Linked DNA regions of Mus musculus: all the other regions are linked to region 5. The links are chromatin loops, found by intact Hi-C in ENCODE. Cell type or tissue: heart. All regions are shown on one strand. Links, peaks and the distances in the headings refer to the core of each region. The heading gives the core; the rest is flanking DNA.

Evidence for each region. Peaks named below come from ENCODE experiments on the same cell type or tissue, not always from the same donor. Only the 100,000 strongest peaks of a DNase experiment are listed, where the experiment ranks them.
Region 1: a loop joins it to region 5, with 10 times the contacts of the local background. A loop is called at or near these places in 15 of 42 quality-filtered maps.
Region 2: a loop joins it to region 5, with 3 times the contacts of the local background. A loop is called at or near these places in 5 of 42 quality-filtered maps.
Region 3: it touches region 5 in a loop (3.0-fold over the local background); 6 of 42 quality-filtered maps call a loop at or near these places.
Region 4: it touches region 5 in a loop (2.7-fold over the local background); 8 of 42 quality-filtered maps call a loop at or near these places.

Annotation. Positions count from the first base shown.
Region 1 is chr11:104,765,322-104,771,465 of GRCm38, forward strand. Efcab13 reads left to right here. Exons shown (of 31, transcript XM_030246468.1): 26 at 84-227; 27 at 4,264-4,332; 28 at 5,636-5,779. Among named protein-coding and RNA genes, the nearest start is that of Gm11639, 13 kb to the right of the region's middle. In heart, for the core only: a CTCF peak has its summit at 2,927 (motif pointing right); no DNase peak of the experiment used is centred there.
Region 2 is chr11:104,977,493-104,983,636 of GRCm38, forward strand. It overlaps Gm11639, which reads left to right. Exons shown (of 108, transcript XM_017314877.1): 93 at 922-972; 94 at 1,842-1,946; 95 at 5,367-5,420. Among named protein-coding and RNA genes, the nearest start is that of Gm25362, 100 kb to the right of the region's middle. In heart, for the core only: a CTCF peak has its summit at 3,063 (motif pointing left); no DNase peak of the experiment used is centred there; H3K4me3 peaks cover 781 bases.
Region 3 is chr11:104,645,704-104,651,847 of GRCm38, forward strand. The region is part of intron 10 of Itgb3 (integrin beta 3); the gene reads left to right. Among named protein-coding and RNA genes, the nearest start is that of Itgb3, 41 kb to the left of the region's middle. In heart, for the core only: a CTCF peak has its summit at 3,022 (motif pointing right); no DNase peak of the experiment used is centred there.
Region 4 is chr11:104,658,083-104,664,226 of GRCm38, forward strand. Itgb3 (integrin beta 3) reads left to right here. Exons shown (of 15, transcript NM_016780.2): 11 at 641-863; 12 at 1,954-2,054; 13 at 4,247-4,366. Among named protein-coding and RNA genes, the nearest start is that of Efcab13, 30 kb to the right of the region's middle. In heart, for the core only: a CTCF peak has its summit at 2,719 (motif pointing left); no DNase peak of the experiment used is centred there; H3K27ac peaks cover 1,736 bases.
Region 5 is chr11:104,587,968-104,594,111 of GRCm38, forward strand. No RefSeq gene overlaps it. Among named protein-coding and RNA genes, the nearest start is that of Myl4, 14 kb to the left of the region's middle. In heart, for the core only: no CTCF peak of the experiment used is centred there; a DNase peak (open chromatin) is centred at 2,344.

The sequences.
Region 1 (6,144 bases), core at 747-5,746, 180 kb after region 5:
GCACACGTGCACCTACATAATCAGGCTGATGTAGATTTAGCTGGATGCACTCATCCTGCTTTTATGTTTTTGCCATCAACTAGGAATAGAGGACATACACCGCATCATTGATGTCATCGGTGATGGCAAAATGGATGTTAAAGACTTTTTGTCTGCCTTGAATAACTTCACGAGACCTTTAGAGGAGGAAGGCCAGTCTGACGTATCTCAGTCCCCCGAAATGAATGGTGAGTACTTAGCTACTTCTTGGGTCTTGCTTTAGAGCTCACACAGGCTCTTTTTAAAGTGGTGGTGATGCTGTGTGTTAGAGAGCTCTTTATGGAACTGACACCCACCTATTGGCCTAGGTGGAGAATGTTTCCATAGTCTCTATTTGGATGAGACTAAGAGAAGTAGTCTTGTTATTATTGTCTTAAAAACTGATTCTCATTTATTGGGATACAATAGTTAAAATATAAATATGGTGTTCCTGTTTCTTCAGCACTGGATTCTAGCTGAGACACAGAGCTCCACGGGCTTTCGATTCCTTTGATACAGAATATGATATTAACCCCTTCACTGTTGTCACAGTCATAGAATTCTTAGGGTTAACAAGCTATTGAAGGACGAGATGTGTGTGACTTCTAGAATCACCAGAAGGTGTCACTACAATCGTCTTGTTTTCTTTGCAAGGATAATTGATGTGGACGGCTTGCAGTTTATATTAAGGGCAGGGGCAGAGAGGGGTGTACTCAGAAACATCGTCCCTCCATTCTTTAGTTCCTTTGTAACCAAATGAATCTGCCTTTAATACTTGCTCCACTGAGAAGCTTTGACAAGATATTTGAACCCATGAGTTACGATTATTCAGTATGGGACCTTAGGGATATCTGCTCTGTTTTGTTTTGATTTGCTGTTTTGAGACGAGGATTCCTGTATTCTAGGCTGGCCTCAAATTTGTTGTGTAATTGGGGATGAGATTGAATTTCTGATCCACCTGCCTCTACCTACTGATGGCTGACATGAGTATGTACCAGCATGCCTAGTTCATGCAGTCCTGTGAATCACATCTGGGGCTTTGCATAGCTAAGCAAACACTTTTCCAGTTGTGCTTTGTCCCCAGAACATAGGATATATTTTTCTTTCATATGTACATATGAAAGATATATATTTATATGTAATATATAACATATTTTGAATGATATATTATCATCTTGAATGATAAAATATATCATACATATATATTTTTTATCTTGCTTATATATGTTTTTAAAAGATTTATTTTATTTATATGAGTACACTGTAGCTGTCTTCAGACACACCAGAAGAAGGCATCAGAACCCATTACAGATGATTGTGAGACACTATGTGGTTGCTGGGAATTGAACTCAGGACGTCTGGAAGAGCAGTCAGTGTTCTTAACCACTGAGCCATCTCTCCAGCCCCTTGCTTATATATTCTAATGTATGATTTAACTAACTTTAAAGTGCTTGAATTTCAATTGGTATTAAACACTCTTAGAGGATAAAGACACAAGTGTGGCTCTTTGCTGAGATCATCTTTATCCTATCATGTAAGACATTTGAATACAAACAATGACCTGTAAAACTCAATTAATTCGGAAATTTTATCTGAGAGTAACGTTTGTAAAAAGAATAAAGAAATTGGGGAATCAAGATTTCTGTGAAAACAATGAAAAGGTGAGAAAACCTGGGTATTCAACAATCATGCAAATTATCTGCTCAAAAGATAACTGTGCAGCCATTGAATAAAAAACACTGTAATAATGCAAAATGGAAAGAAAACTACACAGAAGATATATACACACCACCAATAGACTTATATTTAAAATACATGCATCAGAGAACTTGGGAGAATGCAAGTGGAAAACTGGGAAAGATGGGTAGATTTTTGTCTCTTTCTAGGGGCAAACATGTGTGCTCTGATGTCTTCTGACAGCAGAGGGTGCCTATGACCACGGCATCTGTGCTGACATTCCCTGGCTGCTGAGAAATCTTTTTTTCCCTGACTGTTTGGGGGTTGAAACTGATTTCCCCTTATTATTTTTTTGTGTATTTGTTCAAGTCTCTTAAACTGACATTTCATAGTCTGTTGACATGTGAGGTGGCTGTCACCCTGCACCACACACTGTGAATTGATTTCTTTGTAGTGGATATTGATAAGGTCTTAACCTTGTTTTGTCTGATGTCAACATACCTTTGTTCTATATTTTCTCATGTATTTAATTTAGTTTTGTTGTTTTAATTTTGCTTATTCTACTATTAAATGAATAAAAGATAAAGTTGATGAAGTGCAAAAGAAGCAGAAATATTTTAAAATGAAGACATTTGTTAAAAAATAAACAAAATCTTTAGAAACTAAAGATACTAAAATTAACCATCTGCTAGTGATATCAGTACATTAAACAAAGCCAAAGTAAGCATGAACTGTAAAATGGTCTGAGGGTTTATATGGGGAGAATCCAGTAAAGATTTGGAATATAGGAAAGGGTTAAAGGCATAGGAAACAGGTGTCTAACATTCATGCATACAGGTGGCTGTATTGAAAATATTCAAAAGGGTGTGGCTGATAACTTTTCAATCCACAGAGAGACCTTCAGCTGTTAATTATTGAAGTTCAAAGACTTTTATGCAGAATAAGAAATACATAGGAAAACGTTCCAGAAACTGCACCAAACCCAAAGAGAAACCTTAATTGTATGCTAATAGAGAAGTCAAACTCACCACTTTCAAAGAAGGAACGTATCTCAGTTCTTGATATTTTTTTCCTGGGTGTTGAAATGTTAGGAAGTTTTCATAAGTTGAAGAAGGGACATTTCCCAGATTTGGAGGAATCTAGACAGTGAGAATTTGAAAGTTTAAAGTTTTCCACTAAAGTGTTTAGTCTTTCAAATACTCTGGGTGAAATGCCGCTGCTGTGCTTCTGCGTTAGAGCCAGCAGGGGGAGCCAGGTAGGAGCGGGCTAGACATTCAGTACTGGGATGCAAATTGATGGTTTAAGATGTAGAAAAACTCTCTTCTTTTTAGTACCTTCAGAGGATTAATCCAGGTGTCTAACTGCTTCGGTCCCAGCATTTCATTTACGTTGGTTTAATTTAATGAAATTGAATCTAATCTGAGGACTGACCTCATGAGTTCATGGTTGGAACTCCCATGCTAGGGAGGCATGGAAGGGAGAGGAGACCTCAAACCTCCAATCCCTCGGAACCCTTTTATTTCTCTCAGCATCTTTTTGTTTTTGGAGATGAGGATGCTGTGTCCTTACGGGTGGGGTGTCCTTATGGGTGGGACATCTCCCAACTGAAAGTCTCATGACCTCATTCAGCCGATGTGTCCTTCTTTCTGATCAATTCTAGGATCTAGTCATCTTAACATATTCACTATATTACCAAGTTACAAACATTGCCTTCTTATCCATTTGATTTTGTGCATAGTTTTTTTTTTTTTTTTTTTTTGTTGTTGTTCTGTTTGATATTTTTTCCCCACATTGAACAGGAAGTATTTGCTGGTAAGAAAAAAAAATGAAATTGTCCTTTTCATCAACAGATATTTAAAAAATGATCTCTTTGCTGAACGTGACCCTGCATGCTGTCCTTTAGTCTTACTTATATATACTTTAATAATCATTGCTGCGCACACACACACACACACACACACACACACATTTATCCTATACAACTTGTGACTGTTTTAACACATGGGTCACGTAATGAGTTGTGTAGTGAATGTACTAGGTCCTGAATATCATTAAAAAGCAAATGGGAATACTTAGAACGGTAGCAGAGGGCTTCGGAGTGTATCACAGGCGGGAGTGGTAAGTGCTACGTTATGAAACTTTGATCCCTGTGTGTTGTGTCTGTGTGTTGTGTGAGTGTGGGAGGTGCCCTTGTATCCCCCCAGTCAAACCAATGTGTTGTGATCACAGAAATATGTTACTATATTAACATAATTGTTGCCTCACTACTGTCTTAAAAAAAAGATTTAGTTTTATTTTATGTGTGTGAAGATTTGCCTTCATGCATGTAGGTGTATCACATGCGTGGCTGATACCTGCAGGGGCCGGAAGAGATGTCAGAGTCCCTGGCACTGGAGTTACAGATGGTCATAAGCTGCCTTGTGGGTGCTGGGAAGTGAACCCCAGCACCTCTTGAAGGCAGCAGATGCTTTGAGCTGCGGAACCATCTCTTTAGCCCTTGTGGTAGTAAGTTTGATCCATTTAAACCCTACTCTCTCTCTCTCTCTCTCTCTCTCTTTAACTTTGCAGAAAAAGAGGCGATCTTAAGAAACACAATTAATTATTTAACTGGCGTATCTGCAATGACACGGTTCAAAAGTGAGTATAATAAAAATGAAAGTAAGTTTCTGGAATCACCGCATTGTATTTTAAACTTCTTTCAAACGCCATTTGTTTTTTTCTTTGAGTATTTTCCTAAAGTTTCCTTTGCCTCATTTTAAATGTTGTATCCAGACTTCCCATGCCTTAGCTAATTATTCGAATAATTATTTAGAATGTCATACCTGTAATGACTCCTAAAGGCAAATTACTTTACAGTATACGCACGCTATATTGTAGGGATAACCCCATTGCTCCAGCAGCACACACCCCTCTCGTTTCTGTAAATCTCCATGTGGTTATTCTCTCACTTCAGAAACATGTTGTAAAAGAGCGCATAGTCTGGGGCAGGAAAGCCAGCCAGCATGCTCTCGAAGAAGGAAGGCTCCTGGACTCCGAGAAGGACTCTCCCTTTTTAGACCACATTACTTTTCCTGTCCTCAATGGCTTGCCTTCTGTACTCGCCTCTCGACCATCCTGAACTTGTGCCCAGTTGTTGGCAAACCTTACTGTTTGTGTTATCCTGGAGCGTGCAGCAGAAACGCCTTTGAGAGCTAGCAGTGAATGAACAAAGCCTGAGCTTCCTCAGAAATTATACCCCAAAGGAACTTTTACCTGGCTGCAGTTTGGTTTTGTTAATTGTCTAATTGACTTTAAAGACAAAACCCACTGATGTGTTTCAAAAGCTTTTTGACTCAGAATTCTTTTTTTTTCTTTAAGTTTTTAAAAAAATTCTTTAATTTTTTTTTACAGTCAAGACTTCATCCTCCTTCCCATCTGCCCCCCCCCACCCACTGCTTCCCATCCCATACCTCCCCCCATCCCCTGTCTCCAAGAGGATGTCCCCATCCCCAACTCCACCAGACCTCCCCATTCCCTGGGGCCCCAAGTCTCTTGAAGATTAGATGCATCTTCTCCCACTGAGTTCAGATCCGGCAGTTCTCTGCTGTATATGTGTGTGTGTGGGGGGGGGGGCTCATATCAGATGGCGTATGCTGCCTGGTTGGTGGTTTAGTGTCTGAGAGATCTTGGGGGTCCAAGTCAGTTGAGACTGCTAGTCTTCCCATGGGGCTGCCCTCCTCCTCAGCTTCTTCCAGTTTTTTCCCAATTCAACCACAGGGGTCTCTGGCTTCCGTCCATTGGTTGGGTGTAAATATCTGCATCTGACTCTCTCAGCTGCTCGTTGGGCCAGAGTTCTTTTAAAGATACACCTATTTAATTTCTGTAGGCCGTGGGTTCCAAGGATTAAAAAGGAATTAGTCTCAATGTCAACCACCGTTCTCTTTCATTCCCGTACTTTCAGGTTTATTGAAAGGGGTCCAGACCTTTGATAATATCAGAGGTAATAAGATGCCTGTGGATGAGCTCGTCTCCAACCTCATGAGTACTGGGATGCCAATAAGCCAGAGCACAATGCAGGAGCTCCTGAGACAAGCCTCTGTTGACGGTGAATTCTCCTTTCTTAATTGTACGGTTTCTTCCTCCTAACTATTCAGTGTCTTTTTTAACATTATGTTTCCCGTGCTGTAGAACCCACCCTAAAATGATGCTGATGCTGATGCTGTTGATGCTGATGCTGACTGATGACGGTGATGGTGGTGGTGATAGTGATGATGATGATGTCTACAGTGTGCACCTGTGTGTATGCGTGTGCGTGCGTGCGTGCAGGTCCACATGCGTTTGGATATATCTGCCAGTGAATGTGTGAGGAGGCCCCTGAGACATCAGTTTTCATCGTCATTTCTCAGGAGCCATCTACAATGTTTTTGTGAGACATAATCTTGGGGCTTGCTGTGCAGGCTAGGCCCATGA
Region 2 (6,144 bases), core at 701-5,700, 390 kb after region 5:
AAAGGCCAATGGACTTTAGTTTCCAAACAGCTGGATAAGGGATACTAATCTATATACCTTAAAAGAGTATTAATATCTTTTAATCCTTAGTTAGAAAACTGATAATTACACTATTATATAATAATATGCTATACACTATTAGATAATTATACTATTGTAGAAGTTCAGTTGTATTTTTATTTTTATTCCACTGAACCATCTAATACTTAGCTAATAGTATGTGAGGAAAAAAGAAGGTAAGGGGTGGTCTACTTGGAAACTGAAAAGGTACCACAAAAGAAAAAAAAAATATATATATATATATGTTGTGGCATGTCAATAAAGTTAGAATAGTCCACATGTATAGTAGTAAGCTGGCCCGCGGCCTACATGAACCAGGTATTTCTGGAAGGCAGGCTAGGGCTGAAAAAGAGAGAGACTAGACGGTGAGAAAAGAATTAAGCTAAGACAAGTTTTCTCTGATCAAGGCCCACGAGTTTACTAAGAGACTGTGCTTATAAGGGGGAAGGCCCATCCCCACCCCACCCCACCCCCACCCCATACCCCCACCCCCGCCAGTCCATTCTTGGTGCCTGAAGCCAGCCTATAGGCAACGTGCAGGATAGGTTGTGTCTCTGGAATGTCTCAAGGGTCTCTCAGCAGGTAGCAGAGTTTTGGAGGAGGGCAGCGGTAGTTGACGTAACAATATAGCCATCTAATTTGGAAGGCTACACCCCAAGTGATCTCCTATTCATTGGCAGCAAAGTCTGAATCAGCCCGCTTCAAGGCTGGGGGAGGCTACATCCACACAATCCACATAGTTTCATTATTGGTAGATCAGAGATGCCTTGGACACTTTACAAATAAAGTCTGTCTAAAATGACTGGGTTTTGAAGCCTAATATTGCCCTCCTGCGATCTGAACAGGTTCTTTTTCCTACAGATGGAAAGGTCTATCTGAAAAGGCTAATGGATGGTATGACGATCGTTAAAGGTAAGAGGGACACGGAGCCAAGCAGATGATTCCAGGACCACTCTGCTTGTCATCTATGCCATTTCCTTGTGATTAAACCGGGAATGATCCACCGGATACTCAGATTACCACGTACATCCATACTATATTTTATAACATATATTATACTACATATTTTATACATGTGTTATACATCCAACTATATTTACCCAGTAAATTCCTTCTGTGTAACTTGGAAAAAATGTCTGTGCCCTCACGCAGTTTCTTCAGGCTTCAACAGAGGAAGAAATATAAAAATCCAAGTTTCACAGCGGTAAGAAATAGGAGAATTACTATACCTTGAATTACCTCAGTCAGTGCAGAGGCTATTAATCTGACATTCACGCCAAAAGTGAAAAAGTAAAAATATGATGAAGGCTCCATGAAAGATGAAAGTGGAGGCACACAAGCATCCCCTGGGAGATTGGGCCCCGCACGCCATGACCACAGTCTCAGACAGATCCATATGCCATCTGACGACCGCTGATATTTTTACTTACTTAAAAGTCAGTAAAATTTTAAGTCAGATGCTTCCAAATGGGGCTCAGATCCCAGCATCCTTAATATAAGAGAAGTTAATTATAAATACAACAAAAGCAAAGCAAAATTAATTAGAAACAAGGGGCAGATTGTCACTTTGCTATAACTTTGTCACCACCAGCTTTCTGAGGTGGGTCTCTTTACAACGATTGGATAGACAAGCTCTGGCTCTCTGTTAGATTCTGCCAATAATTGTTTTCACTAGTCTCTGGTTTTTAAAGTAAAAACAACAGGCCATAATCCTCAGGAATTGTAAGTTTCCTCCCCACTTGAGGGACACTAACTTTTGTTTGTCTCTCTCTTTTCACAAGATGGGAAAGTAGATTCCAGTAAACTGAGCACACTTCTGGGGAACATGGGTGTGACTATCACTCAAAGGGAGTCTGACGATCTCAAAAAAACTCTGAAACTTGATGGTAAGAATTTTGACTATTATCAAGCACTCAGAAAAAGCTAATCATAAAAGCTTATTTTAATATGTACTTACTTGGCATCAAAAAGGCATCCTGAAAACTTGAGCCCAAAGGAAGACCACACCCTCTCTCTAGCCAGCTTCAAGCACATTTTAGAGAATTTTAAGTGCCCCCTGAGACCCCCCCACACACTTCCTCCAACCTAGCTCATTTTTACTCTTTTTCATTTTGTTTTTGAGACAGAGTCACTGTGTAGACCAGGCTAGCCTGGAACTTACAGAGCTCTACCTGCCTCTGCCTCCCAGTGCTGAGATTAAAGGTGTGCACCAGGACGTCTGGCCTCAATCTTTTCTCATGTAAGGTTGAGAGATTGGTGATATTCAAATTCCAATCCCCTCCTTGGTCAGCTCCTGAGCGGATGGCCTCAGTGTTTCTTCTCTAGTCTAACTGAAGTAAATCCAGTCTGTAAGCAGCCTCCTGACATGGATGTAGTGGGCAATTTGAAGCATAGCTTCCTAACTGTGGGTCATGACCTTAATAGAGGGAATGTAAATGAGAATGGGGGTTGCAAAAAAGTGGTGGTGGTAAAAGATTTCTGAAGGCCAAGTAGGAACTCAAACTCACACGTCATAAGCCTGAGGTACTCTGAGCATGCCTCATGGAGCAGCCCTGGTTCTGTGCACTGTGGGTGCTCTGTACCTAGGGTGTGACCACAGCAGCAATGAAAGCTGTCAGGAACACCTTGGCACAGACTGAGACTCTATGGTGTGAGCTGCAGTGGTTTCGCCGTAGCATGCAGTGGATCTCCGACACATGGCGCCTGTGCTTCATACTGTATGTGTACTTTCCTTTTATTTGTCAGAGCGACTTTAATTACATGTGAACTGGGAATTTCATAATTCATTTCAATCAATCCACTTATTAGAAGTTTGGGGCGCTTTTTTTTTCCCTTAACTTCTAGTGATATGCCTTGCTTTAAAGAATACTTTGTCCATAGGACTGGAGAGATGGCTTAGAGGTTAAGAGCACCAACTGCTCTTCCACAGGTCCTGAGTTCAAGTCCCAGCAACCACTTGGTGGCTTATGACCATCTATAAAGGGATCTGATGCCCTCTTCTGGCATGCAGGTGTACATGCAGCAGAGCACTCAAGTACATACATATATATATATATATATATATATATATATATATATATATATATATATATATATATATACATTCATACATACATACATAATATATATCTCTAAGAATACTTTATCCGGTGTTACCAACATTACTAGCTACTAGCCTGCTTGCAAGCCTGTCTTTATCTTTCTTTTTCCATGTGTTCAAAGGGTAAATTTTATAAATAGCATTTAGTTGCAAGTTTTTTTCATTCAGTCTGACAATCTCTGCATTTCAACTGGAGCTATTATTACATTGAATAAGATTACTAATACAGACCTACACAGTCCACGTGGTTGCTGAGTTTGACTAAATGCTCACACCTGCAATCTTAATATCTATCAAGACAGAACTTCAGCACTTGTGCATGAGTCTTCCTCAGACCCTATCCTAGACCACCTCCACCCCAACCCAAAAGCAACTGGTGCTCCTTTTTCCCCCCACATTAGCTCTGCTTAACGAGGAGGATATTGGGTAGTAAAATAACATAGCATGTGTTCTTTTAGGAAGCCTGTCTGCAGCAAGACAATGACTCCAAGAACTAAGTGGCACAAAGCAACTGTCATTGCTGTTTTTGTAATTAGAAATTCAGTAGGTAGGGATGTGACTGGCTAGGTTTGGCTTCTTCTGACCTGTAACATCTGGAGTTGGCTTTGGAATCATTGAAAGTTCATCCGTCACGAGCAGGACTCACGTGCTAGCCATTGGATCGGGATTGGGACGGGCTCCGTTTCACTCCAAGCAGACGCCCCATGGGTTTTTCGTGCTTCAGCTCGTTTGTGCTTGCCCCCACAGCATGAGTGCTGAGAGCCATGTTAAAGCACCGTTTAACAGACAGGGAGGCAAAAACTGCATCCTTTATGGGACGTGACCACGTGACTGCAAAGTCGCATAGTTCTGCTCTCACTAAATGTTATCATCAGAGGAGCAGCAAGACCATACTCTAGTCAGTGCAGCTTCTTGGTGAGGAATGGATCGGCCCCATCTCAAAGGTTGCATGTGGCATGAGAGAGAGGTGTCACACACTTTACTATCAAGTGTGAAGCTGCCGCAGACATTATACAGTGTGGATGTGAGCTTCCTTTTTCTTCGGTTAAATGTCTCAAGAGTGGAAATACTGTGCCACAGTCTTCGGTTTTATAAGAAGTTGACAGATGTTTTCCAAACACTCCCGTCTCAACAATGCTGAAGAGTTCCATTTATCTTCACCTCCTTACTGGCATTTGGTGTTATCAGTTTGGGGGCAGGGCGGGGCGGGGGCAGTGATACTGGGGAACAAACCCAGGCTCGCATCTGTGCTAGATGAAGATGTTACTACTGAGCTAAGTTTCCCAGCCCCTGCTCTCAGGGTGTGGACATTTAGTCATCCTATCCCAAAAGGCCTTTAACTGAAATTTCTCTAATTAATAAGGATACTGGGTGCTTTTTAAAGTACTTATTTTTGTGCCCCTTTTCTCTCTGTAGGTGAAAGACAATTTTGCTTTACTCGGTTTCATTTAAAAATAAATTTAAAATCAATATTCTTAACTAAAACCTGTAAAACTAACTATGGTAAATATACATGATATAAATGCATAAAGAGTATTAAAAATAAAGACATTTTCTCAACTGTCCTATTTGTAAACACCAGAAAACTAAATTAGGTTGCACAGTACATTTAGGTCAGTGGTTCTCAAACTGTAGGTTGTGACCCTTTGGAAGGGTCGCATATCAGATATCCTGCATCTTAGATATTTATATTACAATTCATAACAATAACAAAATTACAGTTATGAAATAGCAATGAAAATAATTTTAAGGGGGGGGGGTCACCACAACATGAGGAACTGTATAAAAGGATCGTAGCATTAGGAAGATTGAGAGCCACTGACTTAGGGTGTGATCATTTATGTGATTGTATTCTTGATTGGTAAATAGCAATTGTAACAGTTTTACTCAAAGTTTAAAATTCTCTGTGAATACCAGCTTATTTAATAAGAATTCTGTTCGAACTGTTTTTGTTTGCTGTAGATGGTTATTTTAGTCTGAACTTAGGATTTCTTCCGATGTTCGTCAGGCCGGTCCCATCTCAGGCAGGTGTTTGTTCATTGTTACCATTTGGACTTCCATTTTATCTCTTCACCCTCAAGAAGGACACAGCAAAAACCTAAGTTTCCTTGAGCAAATTTGCAGTTGAGCAAACTGACTCCTTAGGTCAACATCGCGTTCACAGTGTCAGAGTGATATTCCTGTCCGAACTGTTTGTGTCTTACAGAAAACCATAAAGCAGAAGTAAAAAGGGTGATAAACGAAGCCAAAGTCTTCACAGGTAGGGCATCGCTAAGACATTTTTACTTTAACGATGCATTGTGCTGTGCTTGGATTACCCACCCCCAACCCTATTCCATCATAAGTTTATTAATGCTCATCCTTAAGATATTTATAATGAAAATTTTTTGCATCCAACTTTCCTTATGCCTTTGGCTTTGATTTAGAGTTCAGCCATACAAAGAGGTGGTGATATTTAATAAACGAATTATTTTTTTTTTGTGGTTTCTGACAAAAGCATGCTTATTCTCACTAGTGTTTTAGTGGAGGCCTTGGATCAGCTATTTACAAGCTAAGAGGTCTAGTAGTATTGCATTTATATCCCCTCCCTCCTCCTCCCCTCCCTCCCTCCTCCCCTCCCTCCCTCCTCCCCTCCCTCCCTCCCTCCTTCCCTCCCTCCCTCCCTCTATCTTTCTCAGTTGTCTTGAGACAGAATCTTGCTATGTAGCGCAGGATGAGCTTGCACTTACTGTATAGTGGCAGGGTGGTTTCAGGCTTGAGATCTTTGTGCCTCTGCCTCCCACATGCTAGACTCACAGGCACAAGCATCCTCACCAGTTCTGGTTTCTTGTCGCCCCCTTCCATCCTATCCCTCTTTTGACAAGGCTTGTCCTCTGCCTCCCTGCAGTCACTCTCCCTCGGTGCCTCACCCATCTCTAAGCCCTGGGAGCTTTTAGATTAATTGGCTCTTGTTTAGAATCTACATAAATATCAATGTGATGATG
Region 3 (6,144 bases), core at 804-5,803, 58 kb after region 5:
ATGCCATGTAAAAACAGGTCCCAGGGGACCTGAGAGACTACTCAGTGGTTAAGAGCGTGTACTATTTTTGTTGATGTACCTCACAAACACCTGTAACTCTGGCCCTAGAGACTCGAACACCTCTGACCTCTAAGGCACCTGTACTCAACGTACACGCCGTCACCATACACATCATTTAAAAACAATCTTTAAATTTAAAACATGCCCCATAAACATAAAGGTGATACCTTTGCTGATCTGTAACATCGTTCACTTCAGTGAGGGAAAGAGATATCACTATTAAATTAGTGATAAAATTATTAAATGATTAATAATAATAGTTGATATTATTAAATTATTATATCATTATTAGATTAGCTAAATTAGTGGCAAGAGATCAGGACCCCAGTGATGAAAACTGGCGCATGATAGCAGTTTGAACTAGGGTGAGAGGCAGGGGTTTCAGCTCATTTTAATATTTACCAGTATTTCAGTTATGCTGTTCTACCAAGGGCGCACCCAAAGGAGCAAGCTGGGAGTGCTGGATGAGGTCGGCCTAGGCAAGGCCTACAGGAGAGCCTCAGGGCCCCTTCACCTCTTCTGGGATGATTGGTTCAGGGTGTGGTCTGGGGGAGGGGTCCCAGCCAGCCACCCACTCCACAGAGCCTTGGCAATTCCCACCTCCTGAAGTGTCGAAATGTCTGGTCCTGTGTGCTCCACTCCATTCCCCCTGCGGGGAGGGAGGACTCCTTTGGATGCCACACCCATTTTACTGCTCCTCACCAGGGTGTCTGGTGCCCATTGAGCCTCATCTTGTCCTTGTGACACTGTTATCACATCCTTAGGGACACATGTTCATGGAGTGCACAGCACATGTGATTCCTGACCTCTCAGAGCCAATGTCCTGCACATCAGTGTTCTTTGATGCCTGCCTTGGGGTCATCACGGGGCAGGAGTGTTAGCTGTGACTTGGCTCCTTCCTAGCCTGTGGCCTCTAAGCATGCAGGTGGCTGCCTGGTCACCCCCCCCCCCGCATCCCTCCCCCCCTCCCCTGCGCTTCAGGCTTGGTCTTTGAGGTTGCTTGTAGCTCTTACCTGTCTCCCCTCTACCTCAGACAGCATGCTTCCTCCCAGGCTCTTTCCCGCCTGCTGCACACAGATGGGCTTCCTCTGTGGGCTGGGCCTTATGCTGTAGCCACATGGGAGGAACAGGTATCAACAGACAATTTTACTGTTTATTAATATACCAAAGTGTCTGTCTCATCAGGAGTCACAACCTGCTAGAACCCAGAAGTGAGTTGTCCGCAGAGTCCCTAGAGAGAGTGAATCATGGGTGGGGGACTCGTGGGCAGTCTCATGGAGGTAATGTCTGATGGATCTCCAAGGAAGGCTGGTTCTCACAGGAAAGGAGTGGAATTGTAAGTCAGTCTGGAAGTCTGGCTTTTCAGGGAGAGTAACCATGTTCCCTCTGACTGAAACCCCTCTTCCTCTTCTCCCACTCTTTCATTTTTTTGCTCCCTCCTCTGGCTTTCCTATGAACCCAGCCTAGGCCTCCCCCACCCACCCTTTGGCTGGAGAGGTACCAACACTGTGACATTACTAGACTGTGGTTTCCTTTTAAGGGCTGACTCTGCCAGGGCCTGGGGTCAGCCTACTGGCTCCGGCTACCCTCTTCCATTTCCACTCTCTGGCTGGCCCAGCAGATCCTCTTGTCAAAGATCACTTTGTTTTGCCTCACAAAGGAAACACTGTGGGATTCAGGTTCTGCGGAGGGCTGTGGCTTCTTCTGCGTCCTGCCAGGCCTCTGTGGCATCCTCCTTTCTCCATCCAGGAACCTGGCTAAAAGCAAGCGTAGTGGACAAGGTGGAGCACCTACCCTCTGGCATCCCCAGGCCCAGCTGCTGCTCGGGAGGGTTGTCTGATTAGAGCTCACAGCTGCTCTTTCTTTGGAGCTGACAGGATCCGCCTTGCGTTCAGAAGTTGACCAGTGGAGGAAGGTTGTGCAAGGGCAGTTCCGCTTCCTCAGAGTGGGCCCTGCTCTGTGGTGCCACCCATGCTTCCAAACTCACCATGGGCTCAGGCTGGAAGGAGTTTCTATCCTAGACCACATACCTGCTGTGTGTGTGTGTGTCTCTGTGTGTGTGTGTGTCTGTGTGTGTCTCTGTGTGTGTGTGTCTGTGTGTGTGTGTGTGTATGTATTAGCATCCATGTGTGGACATCAGAGGATTATTCTGCCATTCCTCAGGAAGTGTCTACCTTGCTTATTGTCTCAGGGTCTCTTGCTAGGACCTAGTTTGTGAGCAAGCCCCAGGCATCTGCCTGTCTTTGCCTTCCTGGTGTTGGATTTACAAATACAAGCCAGCATACCCGGCTTTTTTTTTTTTTTTTTTCCAAATGGGTTCTGGGGATAGAACTCAGATTTTCTTGACCATGGCAAGCCCTTTACTGATGGATCTATTTCTTAAGCCTCAATGGCTTTTATATCCTTTAGAGAGCCCAGTCTCAAGACTTAAAAGTATTTCTGGTTCCCAGCTTTTCTGCCAGCCCCAACTTTATTTCTGTGGGCGGCTTGCTTCTGGTCTCACCTTTTTTTTTTTTTTTTCTTCCTTAAACAAAACAAAACAGATTTCTAATTAATTAATGTCTTTCAAGACAGGGTTTCTTTGTATAGTCTTGGCTGTCCTGGAACTAGATCTATAGATCATGTTGGCCACAGAAATTCACATGCCTCTGTCTCCTGAGTGCTGGGATTAAAAGGCATGTGCCACCACCACCTGGCTATTTTTTATGTTGCTAAAATGATTTCTTTATTTTTAGTTTTATGCTCATTGGTGTTTGCCTGCATGTATATCTGTGTGAGAGGATTGAATCACTTGGAGCTGGAGCTACAGACAATTGTGAGCTGCTGGGGATTGAACCCGGGTCTTCAGAAGAGCAGCCAGTGTTCTTAACCACTGAGCCATCTCTCCAGCCCCCTTTATGTATACAGGTGTTCTGTGTGCCTGCGTGTCTTTACATCATGTGCATGCAGTACCTGTGGCGGCCAGAAGAGGGCACTGCATTTCCCTAGGAATGGAGTTACAGACAGTTGCTAGCCACCCTGTAGGGTGAGGGACTCCAACTCTAGCCTTCTAGAAGAGCAATCAGTGCTGTTAACTGCTGAGTCATCTCTTCAGCCCTAATGTATAGCCTAGGCTGGCCTTGTGATCTTCCTTCCTCTGTCTCTTTAGCATATACTGTGGGCCCCCCTACAACCAGTCTGTTCTAAGAAACATGTATTTCTTTCTAAGGGAGTACTGTAGCTGAGTTGTATTTACGTGTTTGAGTCTTGAACGATGATGTATCTATGAGAGGGCAGTGCAGGACTACAAGTGTAGGGGCCCATAGTGCCCAAAAAGACAGTGGGTTTATCGAGAGCAGCGGGTGTGATCTTGTTACCATCAGAGTATGGCCGTGTACCACCCTCCCTCCCCTTCTTGGAGTGACTGATGTGATTTTCAGACCACTATCTGCTCCTTATCTTTCTTCCAATTAACAGTCATATTTTGTTTTTTTTTTCCATTTTTTATTAGGTATTTAACTCATTTACATTTCCAATGCTATACCAAAAGTCCCCCATATCCACCCACCCCCACTCCCCTGCCCACCCACTCCCCCTTTTTGGCCCTGGTATTCCCCTGTACTGGGGCATATAAAGTTTGCAAGTCCAATGGGCCTCTCTTTCCAGTGATGGCCGACTAGGCCATCTTTTGATATATATGCAGCTAGAGTCAAGAGCTCCGGGGTACTGGTTAGCTCATAATGTTGTTCCACCTATAGGGTTGCAGATCCCTTTAGCTCCTTGGCTACTTTCTCTAGCTCCTCCATTGGGAGCCCTATGATCCATCCATTAGCTGACTGTGAGCATCCACTTCTGTGTTTGCTGGGCCCCGGCATAGTCTCACAAGAGACAGCTACATCTGCGTCCTTTCAATAAAATCTTGCTAGTGTATGCAATGGTGTCAGCGTTTGGATGCTGATTATGGGGTGGATCCCTGGCTATGGCAGTCTCTACATGGTCCATCCTTTCATCTCAGCTCCAAACTCCGTCTCTGTAACTCCTTCCATGGGTGTTTTGTTCCCAAATCTAAGGAGGGGCATAGTGTCCACACTTCAGTCTTCATTCTCCTTGAGTTTCATGTGTTTAGCAAATTATATCTTATATCTTGGGTATCCTAGGTTTGGGGCTAATATCCACATATCAGTGAATACATATTGTGTGAGTTTCTTTGTGAATGTGTTACCTCACTCAGGATGATGCCCTCCAGGTCCATCCATTTGGCTAGGAATTTCATAAATTCATTCTTTTTAATAGCTGAGTAGTACTCCATTGTGTAGATGTACCACATTTTCTGTATCCATTCCTCTGTTGAGGGGCATCTAGGTTCTTTCCAGCTTCTGGCTATTATAAATAAGGCTGCTATGAACATAGTGGAGCATGTGTCCTTCTTACCTGTTGGGGCATCTTCTGGATATATGCCCAGGAGAGGTATTGCTGGATCCTCCGGTAGTACTATGTCCAGTTTTCTGAGGAACCGCCAGACTGATTTCCAGAGTGGTTGTACAAGCCTGCACTCCCACCAACAATGGAGGAGTGTTCCTCTTTCTCCACATCCTCGCCAGCATCTGCTGTCACCTGAATTTTTGATCTTAGCCATTCTGACTGGTGTGAGGTGGAATCTCAGGGTTGTTTTGATTTGCATTTCCCTGATGATTAAGGATGTTGAACATTTTTTCAAGTGCTTCTCTGCCATTCGGTATTCCTCAGGTGAGAATTCTTTGTTCAGTTCTGAGCCCCATTTTTTAATGGGGTTATTTGATTTTCTGAAGTCCACCTTCTTGAGTTCTTTATATATGTTGGATATTAGTCCCCTATCTGATTTAGGATAGGTAAAGATCCTTTCCCAATCTGTTGGTGGTCTTTTTGTCTTATTGACGGTGTCTTTTGCCTTGCAGAAACTTTGGAGTTTCATTAGGTCCCATTTGTCGATTCTCGATCTTACAGCACAAGCCATTGCTGTTCTGTTCAGGAATTTTTCCCCTGTGCCCATATCTTCAAGGCTTTTCCCCACTTTCTCCTCTATAAGTTTCAGTGTCTCTGGTTTTATGTGAAGTTCCTTGATCCACTTAGATTTGACCTTAGTACAAGGAGATAAGTATGGATCGATTCGCATTCTTCTACACGATAACAACCAGTTGTGCCAGCACCAATTGTTGAAAATGCTGTCTTTCTTCCACTGGATGGTTTTAGCTCCCTTGTCGAAGATCAAGTGACCATAGGTGTGTGGGTTCATTTCTGGATCTTCAATTCTATTCCATTGGTCTACTTGTCTGTCTCTATACCAGTACCATGCAGTTTTTATCACAATTGCTCTGTAGTAAAGCTTTAGGTCTGGCATGGTGATTCCGCCAGAAGTTCTTTTATCCTTGAGAAGACTTTTTGCTATCCTAGGTTTTTTGTTATTCCAGACAAATTTGCAAATTGCTCCTTCCAATTCGTTGAAGAATTGAGTTGGAATTTTGATGGGGATTGCATTGAATCTGTAGATTGCTTTTGGCAAGATAGCCATTTTTACAATGTTGATCCTGCCAATCCATGAGCATGGGAGATCTTTCCATCTTCTGAGATCTTCTTTAATTTCTTTCTTCAGAGATTTGAAGTTTTTATCATACAGATCTTTCACCTCCTTAGTTAGAGTCACGCCAAGATATTTTATATTATTTGTGGCTACTGAGAAGGGTGTTGTTTCCCTAATTTCTTTCTCAGCCTGTTTATTCTTTGTATAGAGAAAGGCCATTGACTTGTTTGAGTTTATTTTATATCCAGCTACTTCACCGAAGCTGTTTATCAGGTTTAGGAGTTCTCTGGTAGAATTTTTAGGGTCACTTATATATACTATCATATCATCTGCAAAAAGTGATATTTTGACTTCCTCTTTTCCAATTTGTATCCCCTTGATCTCCTTTTGTTGTCGAATTGCTCTGGCTAATACTTCAAGTACTATGTTGAAAAGGTAGGGAGAAAGTGGGCAGCCTTGTCTAGTCCCTGATTTTAGTGGGATTGCTTCCAGCTTCTCTCCATTTACTTTGATGTTGGCTACTGGTTTGCTGTAGATTGCTTTTATCA
Region 4 (6,144 bases), core at 392-5,391, 70 kb after region 5:
ACTCTCCGGTGGGTGCGAGTGCCTCCTCTACACCCGCCTAAATGTTGTTTTGAATTTCAGAATGAAACACACCATACACACACACACACACACACACACACACACACACACACGAAGCCTTATTTGAATATGCCCGAAGCCGCTCAATGCAATGGCTGGGCACTTCCAAATCTCCCCACGACTAACACACTCTCCCCTCTATTCCCGAGTTATTACTTACTAAAAATCTACATTCTAACTTGGCTGCCTGGACCCAGTTGGGCAGCTCACTCAGGCGGTGCACTCCAGGTTCCTTCACGTGACTGTTGGCTCTCGCTTCTCCAACTCCCAAGCCCGATCTTCCTGCTTCCCTCTCTTGGCGATTCTCCAGCCTCCTTCTTCCCATGGTCTCTTGCCCGGAAAATGTAAGGTCCTGTCTCTGTCTCCCTGCCCAGCCATTGGCTGCCAGCAACTTTATTTACCAATAAGACCCAACTGGAGGCAGACATGTGGATTTCCATGTGATTTTGGGAGCCCAGTTAACACAAATAACATTAGAACCAACCCATAGGTATGGTTGGGAGAACGGGGAAGGTTAGTAGCCTGTGTCATGGGGTGGGCTCCTCACCGCTGGTCTGCTGTCTCCTGGCTCTGTTTGTAGGCCATGGGCAATGTAACTGTGGGGACTGCGTGTGTGACTCGGACTGGACTGGCTACTACTGCAACTGTACTACACGCACTGACACCTGCATGTCCACCAATGGGCTGCTGTGCAGCGGCCGGGGCAACTGCGAGTGCGGCAGCTGTGTGTGCGTCCAGCCAGGCTCCTATGGAGACACCTGTGAGAAGTGCCCCACCTGCCCAGATGCCTGCTCCTTTAAGAAGTGAGTGAACAGCGTGCAGAGACATGGGAGGCCGGGAGAAGGAAGGGGGCCCTGGCGGAGAACTCCCAACTCTGGGGATCTGTCTTAGAGAACTGTTTGCCAAATGGTGCTTTCCTTTTTCCCATGGGGAAGTTGGAGGTGGCACCAGCTGTGCAGGGACCAAAGCAGAACCAGTTGGAGCCAGCCCTCTTCCAGAGTGGCATCTCGAAGCCCTCTGCATGGGGAGGGGGATCAAATAGGACATTCTAACTTTCCGCTGCAGTGTTCTGATTTCTATGGGAGGTGCAGGGGGCTGAGGTTCTGGTGGGCCTCAGGTGCAGGGGGCTTGAGGTTCTGGTGGGCCTCAGTGAAATGGGCATGTTAGTACAGAGCTGCCCCGTTCGGACGTTGAGGAAGCGTCAGTCAGCACAAGTCTATGGCTCTGCTGTTGCCAGGTTCACACAGGTCGTGCCCTCTGAGCTGCGGTAGGGCCCAGGGCTTAGAAGAAAGAGCCTCATGCTGAGATAATGCTCTGTGGTCACTGTCTTGAAATTTAGGTATGTTTGGACAGAATTTTAATTTTTCAGTGGACTCTCAAATCACGTGACCAACTCTGACCTTAAACCTCTGAGAATTGGTGGGAAGTCACCATCACCATCACCAACACCTTCACCATCACCAACACCTTCATCATCGCCTTCACCATCATCATCACCATCATCTTCACCATCCCTATCACCTTCACCATCATCATCACCATCACTATCACCTTCGCTATCACTTTCACCATCACCATCATCATCACCATCACCATCACCATCACCATCACCATCACTATCACCATCATCAACATCTCTGAAGAAGTTTAATGAAGTCTATTTTTTGATCCTATAGTTCCAGCAGTCAGGAGCCTGAGGCAGGGGTTTCAAAAGTTCAAGACCAGGTTAGGTTCTGTTCTCAGATCCAGGGTTGGCTGGCCAGGTCCTGTCTGAGGCGAGGAGGGCCTCTTCATTCCTGAAATCCATGATGCCTTCTGGGTACATGGCATACATACATACATACGTAGAGCTGTCCCTGCCTGGCTTTAGTTGCTGTGTCCTCTCTCCTCTAGGGAGTGTGTGGAGTGTAAGAAGTTCAACCGGGGAACGCTCCATGAAGAAAACACCTGCAGCCGCTACTGCCGGGATGACATCGAGCAGGTGAAAGAGCTGAGTAAGTGCAGCGGGTCTGAGGGTTCACGTGCCCAGGATAAACCCAGGCCACACACAGTTCCCTCAAAGCTCACCAGCTTCCTTTTTCCAAGGTGGAAGAGCAGTTGCCACCTGATGTGCAGGCCTGATGTGTAGTGGGCACCTGGCGAAGGCTGGCTACCTGGGAGTCTCCTTCGTCCTTGCAAATGTGTTCTGGAGCTCACACCTCCTGCTAACTGGAGCCCCAGGCTCAGCACGTGCAAGGACGTGCAAGTCACATAATTCTTAGTTTACTGCTAAAGGAGAGGAAGGGAATGTCTTAGGTTTCATAGATGAGAAAACTAGGCATACACCTGTGGCTGCCGTCCCTAGCTTAGTAGGCGAGTTAAGCGACACTGGGCCTGGTGGCACACGCTTGTGACCCTGTCACTCAGGAGGCTGAAGCTGGTGGGTCTTTACTTTGAAGCCAGCCTGGGCTACAGCTGTGAGTATTCCAGGCCAGCCCCAGGTACAGAGCAAGACCAGCTCTCAAAAAAATGATTTTAAGAAAGTGTTAAGGGGGCTGGAGACATGGCTGCGTGGTTCAGAGCGTGGACTTCTCTTATAGAGGGCACGGGTTCTGTTCCCAGTACCTACATGGTAGCTAGCAACCATCTGTAACTCCAGTTCTGGAGGATCCAGTGCCCTCTTCTGGCCTGCATGGGTACTGCACACACATGGTGCACAGACATATATATGCAGACAAAATACTCAAAATAAAAAACAGAATCTAAAAACAGTGTTAAGTAATGCCCAGGCCTTTGCTTATAGCTTGTTGATTTGCATGGAAACCTCCAGCTTATGAACGTGACCATGTCTGCTCTCTGATAGCTCTTTTGACTTTTTGGACCCCCTCTTCCTCCTGAAATAAGACCAAAGTATAAACAGAGGAATCAAGTTTCTTATTTACCATCATTCTGGCCTGTACTCTGTGCTGTTTTTTAAAGACAATCTTTGCTGCTGCTCTCGGTATATCTGATACGTTGTCTGAGTTGAGAGGGAAAGGGTGGTGCCCAGGAGATGCTAATCTCTGCGCAGATAGCAATCACCTGTTAGGAGGGGAAATGCCTCTTCATGTGAGGGCCACAGTAAGACAATTTCAGGCACAGGAGTTATAGGGATATCAGATCTCTGGGCCTTTGATCGCAGAAGTGAGTTGCAGTGAGGTGGGTGGTTGGGGGTTGAATTCGAAGAAGTGTTTTTATCTTGAGAGACCAGGCCTGCTGTGATCAGCAGGGTGCAAGGATACAGGGGAGGTGTGGGTGTGTGGGTGTGTGTGGGGGGTGGGGGTGTGGGGGTAGGAGTGAGGGTGGGGGGAGGGTTTCTTTGATCTCACTGAGTCTACTTTTCTTCATCTATGAAAAAGAAACTATGGCCCTGCCTAGTGGGGAGAGTTAAGTGACATGAAATCGACAGTTGCTAACAGAGAGTAGGTGTCTACCGACCTCTCTTCCCTTTATCTGCTTGCCCAACGGTTTTCATTCATTTCCTGATGCGGCCCTTGCCAGTTTTACCTGTCTGCATCCATCGGTATATGGTGAGATACACGCAGTGGAGAGTAACTAACCCACAGTGTCTCCCAGTGACCAGTAGGTCTCTGTTTGAGGAGGGCTGAAACCCACAAGCATCATGGGAGTCAGAGACAGGAGATGGCGGTAGAGAGGCACACACAGTCAGAAAGAGAAGCAAAAGGACTGGAAGGGCTGCACAAACCATCTGGGAAGCACTGGGGAAGCAGCCGAAGGAAAGAGAGGGGAGGGGACGCCCGACCGCAGTGTGTCAACTGCTATTTTATGCTGTTTAAATCTCGTGCAACGAGGTACGGTGGGGACATCGTCTTTCTTTCATACATGAAGGTGGTCAGGGTAGATAGGTGCCAGTGCTGATAGGTGGCAGAGACAGGCTTTGAATCAGAATGTACAAATGCTCTGATAGCACGCCCTGCTCGGAGGAAGAAATAAGAACCAGAAAGGGCCAGGGGGGAAAGAAACTTCATCACGGAGGGCCAGTCAGTGCTGATGGCCGAGCTCGACCTCCAACCTCTGTGTCTTGCCTAGAGTCAGGCAGTTTCCCCGTCATACACTTTGCAGATGTCCTATGGGCTGGGTTTGGGGAAAACTCTTAACTTTCTGGGGTTTGATTTGTCTCTCATTCTCCATATTCTCCCTTTGTCAGCGGATACTGGCAAAAACGCCGTGAATTGTACCTACAAGAACGAGGATGACTGTGTCGTCAGATTCCAGTACTACGAAGACACCAGTGGGAGGGCAGTCCTCTATGTGGTGGAAGAGCCTGGTACGTGAGCCCCGAGGCCCCAGCCCTGCCCTTAGGGAGGGAGAGACGACCCTGCTAGGCAGAAATTTCTCCTTGTAACCCTTTCAAACAAAACAGGCCAAAGAGGTAAGGGGGCTCTATATTAAGTACTAGCAGGAAGGTGACTCACCGGGGCTGGAGAGGGCTCGCATGGTTAAGAGCACTTGCTGCTCTTACAGAGGACCCGAGCTTGGTCTCCATGACCAAGGTCAGGTGGTTCACATCTAGCACGACTCTCAACCTTTATATGTGGGCTAGCGAATAGAAATGGGTGTCGTCCTCGTTCTGCTGAGCGAGCCCAGGGAAAGTGGTCATGGGCAGGGCAGAGGGGAGCCTGTGGGTACCTGTGAAGGAACACACGTTACGGTCTGAGCACAGCTTCCTACTCACCCCTGCCCTAGCCTGGGCTCTCAGCCCTTTGCTGTTGGCTCTGCACCTCACCTCACCTCTTTGCTACACAATCTGCTGGTGATCCCGTTGGCTCACAAACCCAAATCATTTGGCTTAGGATTTTGAGACTGGGAGTATAGAGTCATCTGATACGACCAAACAACCCGGGGTCGGGGTATGGTCACTTTTCATATTCTCAGCCAGTACATCCATTTAAAAAAAAAAAAACACACATTGGGAAATGGGATCCACAGGTCTAGCGACCTACAGGTGCCCTTTGACTTCGTGGTGCTGGAAGTAGAACCTGGGGCCTCCTGCAGGTGCAGTATTTCCACAGTCGGACCCTCAGTCGGCGGGGGTGGGGGGGCACATCTCCTACCCCCTGGCTCTGCCTCTCCTTTTAACCAGTCCCCAGGATTTCCAGGGACTCTAGCTGGGAGCAGCACAGGCAGCTGGGGTCCTGAGGTGCAGGAAGAGATTATTCTCTTTCTCCTCACCACCTCATGGCCTTGCAGATGTTTTCTTTGGACGACTGAGTCACCACAGGGCAGTAAAGAGCATTTCCAAATGGATTCAGCCACATGGAATGGGCTCTCTTCATTCTTGGCTAAGGCTGCCAGAAATAACACCATGGGTTCCGTGCAATATTTAGTATACACACACGAAAATAGTAACTTGTTTATGGGAAGCCAGATCGATCTGGACTTCCTATACTTTTGTTTACTACATCTGCCCACGCTACCCAGGCTTGTCTGGCTTTGGGTCACCCACTGGCTAAGAGGGACCTCTAGAGGCACCTGCCTCTGGTCTCCTGCCTCCCACTCCTGGTGATGACAGACAGCTTTCCTCTAGAATTCCACCTGTGTTGCCCAGACCACTATGTGAAAATTTCACTTTGAGGTTTGAGGGTCAGGCCTATCCCAAGCTTTCAAAGAATTCACGGTTGTTTTTCCCAGAAGAACTGGGGCCCTTTGCTCCTGGTAATTTGGACACTGGAACCTCACAAGCTCCCCTCAGGAGCCCCTTCATTATCAAGAGGTTGTAATTTGGTGGGTTGGGAAATGGCCAGAGTGGTTTGTGGTAGCGGTTGTTTTTGTGTAGTATGTGGTGAGCCTAGGGTGTCTGTTTAGAGAAGGTGGGAGATGGAGTGGAAAGTGGGTGTGACTTCTTCTCCAGACTCAGCAGCACCCATACAAGCAAACACCTGGTCTCATGACACTGGAGGCTGCCAGTGTGAGGTCACTTGTTAGACACCCGAGGTTTATGGGACGCTGAGCTCTTTAGAATAGAATCAGCTGGCTGGTGGATAAATATCACAGCTCCTGTCTGCTTTGGTTATTGGCTGGGTAGAAACAAAGAGGTCAGCCTCC
Region 5 (6,144 bases), core at 383-5,382:
CAACGCCATCTTGGCCTCTGAGGACACCTTCATGCACATGTTACACACACACACACACACACACGCACACGCACACGTACACGCACACGCACCATCTTAAAAGGGGGAAAAGAAAGACTATTTACATGAAGTGGAGATGTCTCTCAATGGTAGAGCACTTGCCCAGCATGCAATGGGCTCTGGGTCCTTTCCCGGGAAGTACTTATTGGTGCCACCCACACCCCAGTCAATCAGCACTCTGTGTTTTGTGTATGTGACTTTGACTACTCTAGATAAATGAGCTCATGCAGCGATTGTCCTATCCATCCCGTGTCATCCATGTTGTAGTTTGTGTCTAAATTGCCAACCTTTTATAGCTGAGGAACACGCCACCGTGTTGTCCCAATAGAGCATGGGAGCATGGTTTTTATTTTTATTTTTTATTTTTTGCTTTTGGTCCTGGTTTCTTGATGTGGGCACATGAGGTGCTTCCTCTGAGCATGGTGCCCCTGGTACCTGAAAAACAGACCAGACTCACTACGTAGTGAGTTCCAGAATAGCCAGGGCTACATAGAAAGATCTTGTTTCATAAACAAAATCAAAGGGGAAAAATTAGATACATCTATAAAACCTCTAACAAAACAACAACAGCAAAACAATAGCCAACCCACCAGCCAAACCACACTCAAACAAAAACGGAAGTGCATTCACTGGTCTCCTTCCACTGAGGTCCAGGGCTGGTGTCATTGCTATCCTGCACACACCCTCAGGCACTGAAGTCCCTTGTATACTGTCTCCCCATGTGGGAGCTGTTCTGATGAGCTGAGGTGCTTGGTGCTTCTTGGCCATCTTGTCCACTGATGAAAAGGCTCTGGAGCTTTTCCTACTCTGTGGGAACTGCCATGGTCAGTATGTTTCCTTTGTTGTGTTGGGGACCGTCATGAAGATGGAAGAGATTCCTGTCCTTTTACCTCAATGGGGATGACTTAAGGAAGGCTCTGGCCCTGCTATGGGTTGATGGGAAGTGATGGGACACAGGGCAGTTGCTGTGAGGAAGACCCTAAAGGCCCGTCTCAGCCACCTCCGTTCAGGGTTCCATGGAGCAGTCTGCTCCAGGTCGGAAGTGCAGCTTTCTGGAAAGTCCCCTTATCAGAGGGAATGACTCGGAGGCTGTGAACAGAACCTGGCTTGGAGAATTCCCCCTCCCAAGGACGCCCCTGCCTTCTTCCCCAACTCAGTACCGAGTTCCTGATCCGGCCCACAGTCTCTGCTACCTGTGGGAAGGATTTGAGGAAAGTGGTCATTAGAGATGATGTGACCATGAAATTGGCACCTTTGAGGACAAATGCAAATTTCAGAGCGATAAACAAACAAACAAACAAACAAACAAAACAACCCACAATCAATGTCCTGAACTCTTACTGTGTGACTGTCCCTGTGCTGAGAAGATAACAGCCATTTCCAGCAGCCCAGGAGGTGGGAACTATAGTCCCCATTCAAGAACATTCAGATATAATAGTGATAGTAATGGCTGGGAACATAGCTCATTGGTCAGCTCTTGTCTACCATCTATGGCTCAGTTCCCATCATCATCATCACCACCACCACCATTATCATCAACAACAAAAATGCCCAAATATTTTTGAGTTGGTGGTAATTGTCAACTTGACACAATCTAGAATCACAGGAGAAGGTAGTCTCAATGGGGAATTATGTAATTAGGTTGGCCTGTGGGCTTGTCTGTGTATGAGGGATTATCTTGATTATATTAATTGAGGTGTGATGACCCAGCCACTGAGAGTGGTACCATTCCCTAGGCACAGAATACTGGCTTGTGTAATAGCAGAGAAAGCCAGGAGAAGCATATCACATCCACTTAGCACAACAAGAGCTGCCCCTTCCTCACTAAGGGCTCTGATCTCCCAGCCAGTTTTGGCCAGTTTTACAGTATCAGATGTGATTTTTGTTCTTGTGGAGCCAGTCTCCGATTTGCTACCATTGTGGTGGGGGTGCATCTTGCCTGACTGATCAGTAGGGCAGCAACATTAAAATTATTCTAACCCTTTGAGATACGACTCAGACTTGCCCCTTCCCTGATGCTTTCCCCACTGTTATAGATGAACACACCCCTTAAACAGAACTCTCAGCTTGTTCTCCGTAACAGAGCCACTGGGTTGAGACAGCTGAAGATGTCAGAGCTAGAGACCTTTTAGATTTCTAGGGTCGTGTAATCACCCGAAGGCAGTGTTTAGCAGCACAGTGCCACCATGTGCTTGGCGTCCTGCAAAAACCCTGGTTACTGGGTCATTTAAGGTAATGTATGTTGGTGATGGCTAGGGTGCCATGTTCAGTTCTTACCAGTAGATGGCGGAATTGCAACAGTGTGCTTCCAGCAGGAAGCCCGAGTGTGTGTCTGAGGTGCTTAGCCTGGGCTGGAAGAAACTCCAGGAGTCACTTAGCTTATCTTTGAGCCTTTAGACAAACGCAGAGCTTGTTTATTTTAAAAGGAAGCACAGCCGTTAGTTAGCCTGCAAGCTTCATCACAACGTTTGGCAATGCAGGTCACAGAGAGGACATTGTTGTGGAAATATGAATTCCTGGCATGACCCAGTTTGGCTCCTAAATCATGTTCCCACTTTGTCTTGGTTCCATAGCTTGTAAGGTAAAAAGGCAGACTGCGTCATGTTTAAAACTTTTTTCTTATGCTTAGTTAATTAATTGTGTGTATGGTGTGTGTGTCTGTGTTTAGTTGTGAGCTGTCTGATATGGATGCAGGAAACTGAACTCAGGTCCTGTGGAAGAGCAGAGGACACTCTTCACTGATGAGCTTTCTTGCTTGCCTTCTACTTCATTCATTCATTCATTCATTCATTGAGACTAGATGTCTCACTGAACCTGGAGTTCACTGATTTGGTACAACCAGCTGGAGAGTGAGCTCTAGGGACCCACTTCTCTCTCCCTCTATAGAGGGATTACAGACGATGCTGGCTAGTTTTACGTCAACTTGATACACGCTGGCATCATCAGAGAGAAGGGAGCCTCAACTGAGAAAATGTCTCCATAAGACTGAGCAAGCCTATAGGACATTTCCTTAATTAGAGATTGATGGGCCCAGCCCATTGTGGGTGGTGCTGTTCTGGGCTGGGTCCTGGGTTCTATAAGAAAGCAGCTGAACAAGCAAGGATGCACAAACAAGCCAGTAAGCAGCATCCCTCCATGGTTTCTGCATCAGCTCCTGCCTCCAGGTCCCTGCCCTCTCTGAGTTCCTCACTTCCTTCGGTGATGGACTAGGACGTGGAAGTGTGAGCCACATAGACACTTTCCTTCCCAGCTTACGGTTGGTCATAGTGCTTCATCACAGCCACACTACTCCTCACTAGGACACAGAGGTAGCTGCTGGAGGTGCTTTTGTATATGGATGCTGGGATCTGAACTCAGCTCCACAGCCTTATGTTGGATAGAAAGAATCTTGTGTATATGGGCTTTGAACCTGAAGTGGTGAGAGAGAACTCACTCGAAATAATGCACATGAGTAGATTTCTTTTCTTTTCTTTTCTTTTTTTTTTTTTTTCAAGACAGGGTTTCTCTGTATAGCCCTGGCTGTCCTGGAACTCACTTTGCAGACCAGGCTGACCTCAAACTCAGAAATCCGCCTGCCTCTGCCTCCCGAGTGCTGGGATTAAAAGTGTGTACCACCACGCCTGGCTGTTTGCCACTTTTTAACATTGAATCTGTCCGTCTATCTTTCTATATTTATTGGTTGATGAATGTGGTGTTTGTAGTTTTTTCTGTAGGTCTGTGTGTGTCTGGTGTGTGTGTGTGCGCAGGCGCACATGTGTGTGCACATGGATACAGAGACCACAGGTAGATGCCAGTTGTGCCCCACCCCCACCCCCACGCCTCCCTCTCCCTCTATTTATTTGGAGACAGGGTCTCTCAGGGAACTGGAAGCTCATTTATTTGACAAGGCTGGCTGCCCAACGAGCTTCAGGAATCTACTTGTTTCTGTATCTGCTCCTCTTCCCCCACCCCAGTCCTGTGGTTACAGGCATTGACCAGCCTATGCCAATTTTTATGTGGGGTCTGAGGATCCGAATTCAGATCCTTACCCTTGTGTGGCAGGCTCTTTACTACCCGAGCTAACCCCCAGACTTTAAGATTGTGTTTCAATCCCACTTTGAACTCAGGTGTTCTAAGGTTTTCTTTGCCAGCTCCTTGTCATAACTTGAGGTCTGTAAGGAGAGCACTTAGCTTTCCCCGTCCTGACGTATGAGAAAATGCTGTGGAACTCTTCCTTCAGCCCCGTCAGTCTCACCTGTTTCCTTATTTAATTGTTTGCAAACTACATAGCTAGAATTTCCCTGCCGAGTACCACTCATTCCTTGTGCGCAGAAACAGGAATTCTTAACCATAAAAGACTCTCGCAGGCCTCTGTGTACTCCTTTTTCCAAGAACAGGCTTTGTGCTTTGCTATCATATTTTCCGGGGGGGCGGGGGGAGGGGTCAGAGATCCATACAAGGTCAAGAAGTGCTGTTTGGAGCCTTTGTGGGATTCTGTTTATCTTCTCACTGGATGTTTTGACATTGCATCTGGCCAGGCCAGTCTTCCTCCCAGGCCACCATGAACTTGACAACAGTTCTTCTCATTTTTCCCAGAACGTGTGTTTTATTTCCATCCCCTGGTCCCTGACCCCTGACCCCTGACCCTTGCCCTTCCTTGGGGGCTTACTTTGGTTTAGGGAGGCAGTTGCTGCTTTTTCTCCTGTGGTCCCTCTTTTGGCAATGGGAACGTCCTCCCGGAACTCCTCTGCCTCAGCTCAGGGGTTGTCTCATCACAGAGCCGGCCTGCTCCTGCTCTGCTTCCTGACCCTTAGGGTTACACCTGTTTGTTGCCATGCCCCGTGCTCCCCCGGTGCTCCTTCCAGAACTTTCTGGATCTGTGTAGGGCACGTGCCCCTCACCTGGATGCAGACTCCCCTACTACTGGAGTCACATTTCCAATGTCCTTTTCTCAGAGCCTGATGCTTTGCACTGGGCTTCCATCTTCCGAGGACCACGGTCGTGTTCCCTCCCTGTCTTTGGCGCTCAGCACTTACAGGCTCCTTCCCCTCCTAGTTTAGCTTTTCTTTAGGATGGAGTCCATTGTCAAATAAGAATAATTTCCATCTCACGAACATTGGTCATATGTAAAAGAGTACTTTCAAAGATGTATGTATGTATGTATGTATGAATGTATGAATGTATGTATGTATGTATTTGGGTTTTTTTTCAAGACACAGTTTCTCTGTGTAGCCCTGGCTGTCCTGGAACTCACTCTGTAGACCAGGCTGGTTTCAAACTCAGTGATCCACCTGCCTCTGCCTCTGGAGTACTGGGATTCAAGGCCTGTGCCACCACCACCTGGCCAAAGATTTATTCTTTACTTATGTGCGTGAGTGTGTCTGTGTAGGTTTGTGCATGTGAGTGGAGGTGTCTGCAGAGTTGTAGTTGGTTGTGAGCTATCCAACTAGGGTGCTGGGAATAGAACTCTGGTTCTCAGCTGTACGTACTTTTAACGTCTGAGCCATCTCTCCAGCCTCTAGTTGCAAAGAATATTAGTCATTTTGTATTTGCCGACATCAGATATGCTATGACTTGTTGGCGACAGAAGCATCACGGTGTAACTGAGCTGATGTAGGGACAGAGAGCTAGAGTGTCTGTTTTCCATGGGAGACTTTGATGTCAGAGAACACGGTGAGCTAGCTGCTGAGTCTGGCTGGTTTGGTCTGATTTCACCTTCTCATGCCTGGGGCATCACAGGAGACTCAAATGATGGTCTCCTTAGTCCTGCTCCTTCTCCATTCAATTCCCACCCATCTCAGTTCTCAACTCAGTTCCTCTGAGCTTCCACAAGAAGGGACGGGGGCTGGAGAGATGGCTCAGCTGCTAAGAGGACGCGGGTTTGATTCCCAACACCCACATGGTTGCTCACAACGGTCTGTAACTCTCGTTCTAAGGGATCCAATGATCTTTCCTGACCTCCACAGGCACCAGGCTCACATGTAGTGCACAGACATACACACAGGCAAAAACCCATACGCACAGAATAAGAATAAATAAATCCAAATTAAAAAAAAAAGAAAAGGGCCAAGACTAATGTAAAAAGCTGTCACTAATTGGAATGTA